Regions from separate parts of the Mus musculus genome. Here region 2 is linked to region 1. Evidence: chromatin loops called from intact Hi-C (ENCODE). Cell type or tissue: heart. All regions are shown on one strand.

Region 1 (2,500 bases):
TCCCAGTACCCCCATTTCCTGCATTTAGCCAGTATACTTTTTTTTAAAAAAGCAAAGAATTGCTTCCTCATCAGCTATTTGGTTTTCAAAAATACAGTTGGTACTAGAAAGGCAGAACACTCATTTTCTTAAATACCCACTTTTTAAAAGTGATGAAGTGTTAGCCACTGATGGCATGGCAATATGGTTCTCTTCTCTGTTTTAATTTGGTTTACTTCCTGAAGGGAATGACATACATTTAGGGATCATTTTAGAGTTTCCAGTCGTTCTGCTCCTTAAGTTGTTCTCGCTTTGTCTAGTGAATGGTCTTTTAGGAATGACCTTGTTCATCTTGGGGTTCTCATTTTCTGGATTATTGTTCTTTCAAGAGGTAATTTTCACTCCCAGCTTTGACCTAAGATTCAGTCATTTCTCCAGGAATTCTGGCACCTGTCAGTGTGGAGTTGAATTTAGATTAATTTCTGAGGGCCAACGGCAGTCATTGCTCTAGACCTTCAGTTTGCTCTCCTATCTTCATTTCAAGAGCAACAACATGGGTGTTTTGTGTCGTTCTATTTTAAAAAGAGGAAATAGATTGCAACGATGAACAGAGTCAACTGGCTAGCAAATGGCATGTCCGGATCTGAACGTGGGAGAAAGACTACCCTGGTATGCAGTGAGGCAACTTCAGGTAGTGATCCTAAGAAAACTTGTAGGATCAGCCTTCCCATTCCAGGAAGGCTGAGGCAGGAGAACTGCCGCAAGATCCAGGCTAGGCCGACAGCAATTTGAGACTTGTCTCCTCTATACCAGGCGCAGAGCCTACCGCACCACTGGTTGACCTGGGCAATCGCCGCCAGGTGGGGAAAACACAGTCGCCAGTAGCCACTCTCGGGCTGTCCGTTAGACTCGCCAATCAGCGGCGCCTCAGGCAGGGGGCCGTACATCCGAGGGATGCATCCAATAGAAAAGCGACGTCAGTGGGCGGGAGGAGCTGTAGACAGGCCAATCCTGGTAGTTAGCTCACGCCGGCAAGCCGGCAGCCAATCCTCAGCGCGCTCTCTGTGCGGCTCCGCCCGCCGCTCTGCACTACCGCGTGGGTGGCGGCGCACTGCTCTTTTTAGCAGCGCTAGTCCGGCTTCTCTGTGCTTGACGCTGCTGGCGTGGATAAGTGGACATGGCGAGCTCCGACTGTGAGGGCCATGCGGGCCAGGAGGGGGAGACATTCCTGTACTTCGCCTACGGCAGCAATCTCCTGACCGAGAGGATCCACCTGCGAAACCCCTCGGCCGTGTTCTGCTGCGTGGCGCGCCTGCAGGTCAGTGCCGTTGTGCGGGCGACCTGGAGAGCGGGCTAGCTGCGACTCCTGCCGGGAACCTCTAGCCACCGTCGGAGTTCGCAACCCTCCACTGGCTGCCCTTTTCCACCGGTTATGAGCATCCCGTAAGATGCCTTTAATAGGTGCTTCTTAGTCGAGAACTAGCTGCTTTCTGTCCTGTGCGTACCTTATCTATCCCACAGTTCTGTGAAATTCTGCCTGTCCTTTCCTTCGGATCTTAGCGTCCTGGCCTTGAGACCTGGAACCGTGTCTTCAATACTGATAGCAATGTTCGTTCCCTCAGTAGAGTAGCCCAATAAGCTTTTAACTGTGATAAAATGTGTTCTTGACCATAGTTCATTTCCTCTTTAATACGTATTCTTCTGGCACTCAGTGCTGGGGTTACAAGGATGACTGAGCAGCCTAGCTATTTGGAGGACCTTTCTGGTGTACAATCTGATTGTGTGTAGGGCCCTTAATAATTTTAGCCAACTTTGATAACCTTGTCAATTCTTGATTTCAGGCAACAGAAACCAGCTGATTTCAGAAAGGAGAATGGGGAGGGGTGTTGGAAGGCTGTTAGAGAGCTCATGGATTCACCTGAAAGATTGAGTAAACAGGTGGACTACTGTGTGTGTGTGTGTGTGTGTGTGTGTGTGTGTGTGTGTGTGTGTGTGTGTGTGTGTGTATACACAACCAGCATTACAGGAGAGGGCCATCCCTGCTCTGGAAACTGGCCACACCTTTCCTCAACTAGTAAGCACAATATGGAACTGACTCCTGACTGCTGCTTTGCCACAGTTCTGCAATTCCTGAAGCCTAGAGTGGAGTCCCTAATGATCTTAAACACCAGCACTAATTGAGAGCCCCTGCGAGGTGCCCTGATTGGCTAAATCTCACCATGAATCCACGTCCTTACTTAGCAAGCAAGATGATCTGATAACTAGCTCCTAGCCTTTCAAGTTTCAGAAGTGGGAGTCACGCTCTGTACTCTATCTAAAACTCCAAAGAGTGTAGGATTGGAGTTCAAGTACGTGAAGTACAGGAAAGAAATACCACATAAATGATAAATTATAGCTGTGGTTAGCCTTAAAAGAGGACTTGCAAGGTGCAACAGAATATATGACCAGAGGACCTGACCTAGGTGCTCAGGAAAGCCTTCCTGGATATAACTTTTAAGCTGAGACCTGAAGGGAGATGAGG
Region 2 (2,500 bases), 59 kb after region 1:
ACTGGCTAGCTTCTGGGGCTCACTCCGGCCTGCCTTCTTACATACCTCAAGAACACACCCTACAGAGTTTCCTATAGGTCCATCTGATGAAGGCGGGTTCTCCAGCCTTACAGAGTTTCCTATAGGTCCATCTGATGGAGGCGGGTTCTCCACTGAGATTTCTCTTCCCAGAGGCAGAGCTCGATGTGAGACTTTCACTAGGCAGATTGTTTATTTTGCCCTCTGAGAGGTCTGCCTGGCCAGGGAGATCAGCTTCAGTGTTCTAATTATCCACCGAGACTGAAGTGGAACTCAGGCCCTGGTTGGCAACATTCTTGCCACATACAAGTAAGGTTGCTGGTGAGGTTTCAGCCACAGCTCCAGTTCTTGGCTTCCTGGGAGGCCAAAATCATCTCCAGTGGCCATCCGTTTGCTACCTCAGTTGATCCAGGGTGAACATCTAACTCCTGTGCACAGCTCTTCAGAGTGGCCTGGGATTTTCTTTCTAGGGCAGTTGCTGGCTGAGTGTCTCCCACTGGAGCCTTCTCAAAGTTCAGAGAGGCTGGTCTCGAGCTGCGAGCTGCGCAACCTGCTGATCTGCCTCTCTGGACTTAAGGCTGTTGCTGTTTTCACAGCTCTCTGTAACTGTAGCCCAGGGCTGGCTTCTTAGGCAGCTGCAGGCTGGGCCTGAGGTAACTGCTCTGGGAGTTGCCTATTGAGAATGAACCAAGAGGGCAGCTGTCATCAGCTGGAGGTGTGGCCGCGGAACAGTCCTTTTCTTACCTCTGCTTTCAGGATGTGGGGTAATCAGATTGGAGACGAAGGGGCAAAGGCCTTCGCAGAGGCATTGAAGGACCACCCCAGCCTGACCACTCTCAGGTAACGTGCCTTCTGAGATATGGGCTCCAGGGACCTGGGGAGGAACTGTTGGGAGGGGGTGCCTGTCTTTTCTACTAGGGCAACATTGATTGGCACTTGGCTTCTCTTGCTGAAGTTTTCCTCAGTGGGTGTGAGTTTTTGGTCAAGTGCATTATTCTTAAGTGCCCAGTGAACAACAGGATGACACGGGACACCTGAAGCCCCTCAGTTTCTCCATGTGGCACCCTTTGTAGGGGCAGAGGCTAGGAGCAATATTCAAGCCCAGATAAAACGGAAGGGACACTGGCAGGCAGGTTCCCGTTCCTTCCTCTTTCTCAAATGACTCTAGGACAGAGGGGGCCCTCCCTTCCTGTGAACAGCCATCCATTAGTGTCCTTGCCTGACCCCAGAGCCTTGGAGTCTTAGAGTCTTATAGGCTCTACCATGGAAAGGAGTCCAAGACTCCATGGGTTTCTGAAACTCTCAGATGGTCTGAGCAGCCCTGTGAATGCCCTCACACATACAAGCCTGGCACAGTCCTCTTTCAGAGCACCAGGATCCCTTGGCCGTCAGCTCAGATGCAAACCCTGGAGTTCTCCCTTTGTTTCTACAAGGTCTTTTCAGACCCTCAGGCTCCTGCTGTTGGGCCAAGCACCCCGCTTCCTGCCTGGTGCTGTGTGCAGACAGATACTTCCCAGGTGACTGAGTGTCGACGGCAAGGCCAACCATGGACAGGCCTGTAATAATCCGTCCCCTGTGTCTTCCTTTCTAGTCTTGCATTCAATGGCATCTCTCCGGAGGGAGGGAAGAGCCTTGCGCAGGCCCTGAAGCAGAACACCACACTGACAGTAATCTGGTAACATTTTGAGTCATTTTTGAGGGTTGGGTCTGGTCATTATTGCCGAGGTTGCACGGGTTATGAACTCAGAACTGAAAAGCACTTCTTTATTTAAAAGGTGAATTAAATCTCTCCCAGCTATTTCCACAAACCCGGGCCCACCACAGGGATGAAGCAGGCTTTGCCACCTACTCTCAGCTTAGCTGAAGGTGCCAGAAGTCCCCTCAAAACAGGCCCAGCTTTCACACGCCTGGCCCAAAGGCACCTCCCCTTCCTCCCCTCCCTCCTCCTTCCTCCCCTCCCTCCTCCTTCCTTCCCACCCTCCTCCTTTCTCCCCTCCCTCCCCTTCCCCACCTTCCTCCCCTCCCCTTGCACTGCTGTTCATCCGTGCAGCTGCCTCTTATCATTCCTCACATCAGGACTTGGCATCCATGCCCCAGATGGCTTGTCTCTAGAAACCTGGAATCCTCCCACTTAGTAAGTGGGTGTTACAGATATGGCTTTTGGGTACCCCCCCCATCTCTCTTATAGGCCATTTAACCCTTCACTTCCCACTATCTTTATTTGTGAGCAGGTTGAATTACCCTGCTGTGTACTCTTGCCTCCCCATACTCATGAGACCTTGCTAACGTAGTGTTAGTTACTTATTCTTTTGCTGGGACAAAAGACCTGAGAAAAGTAGCGGAAGGAGGAAAGGATTTATCTAGGCTCACGGTTTGAAGCTACTGTCCATGCCTCGTCCATGCCGCTAAGGATGGCATGGTAGCAGGAGCGTGAGACAGCTGTTCACACTGGGGGTTGCGGGGGAGCAGAGAGGTGAGCACT

Evidence for each region. Hi-C counts contacts between places; a loop is a spot of excess contacts. Peaks named below come from ENCODE experiments on the same cell type or tissue, not always from the same donor. Only the 100,000 strongest peaks of a DNase experiment are listed, where the experiment ranks them.
Region 2: a loop joins it to region 1, with 1.9 times the contacts of the local background. A loop is called at or near these places in 4 of 42 quality-filtered maps.

The regions. Positions count from the first base shown.
Region 1 is chr6:54,991,492-54,993,991 of GRCm38, reverse strand. It overlaps Ggct (gamma-glutamyl cyclotransferase), which reads left to right and starts at 1,125. Exons shown (of 4, transcript NM_026637.3): 1 at 1,125-1,297. The coding sequence starts at 1,157. RefSeq lists a cis regulatory region at 891-900 and an enhancer at 881-910. In heart, CTCF peaks have their summits at 853 and 1,155 (motif pointing right); a DNase peak (open chromatin) is centred at 1,021; H3K4me3 peaks cover 1,534 bases; H3K27ac peaks cover 1,152 bases.
Region 2 is chr6:54,932,753-54,935,252 of GRCm38, reverse strand. Nod1 (nucleotide-binding oligomerization domain containing 1) reads left to right here. Exons shown (of 12, transcript NM_172729.3): 8 at 775-858; 9 at 1,610-1,693. Among named protein-coding and RNA genes, the nearest start is that of Nod1, 39 kb to the left of the region's middle. In heart, no CTCF peak of the experiment used is centred here; a DNase peak (open chromatin) is centred at 1,202.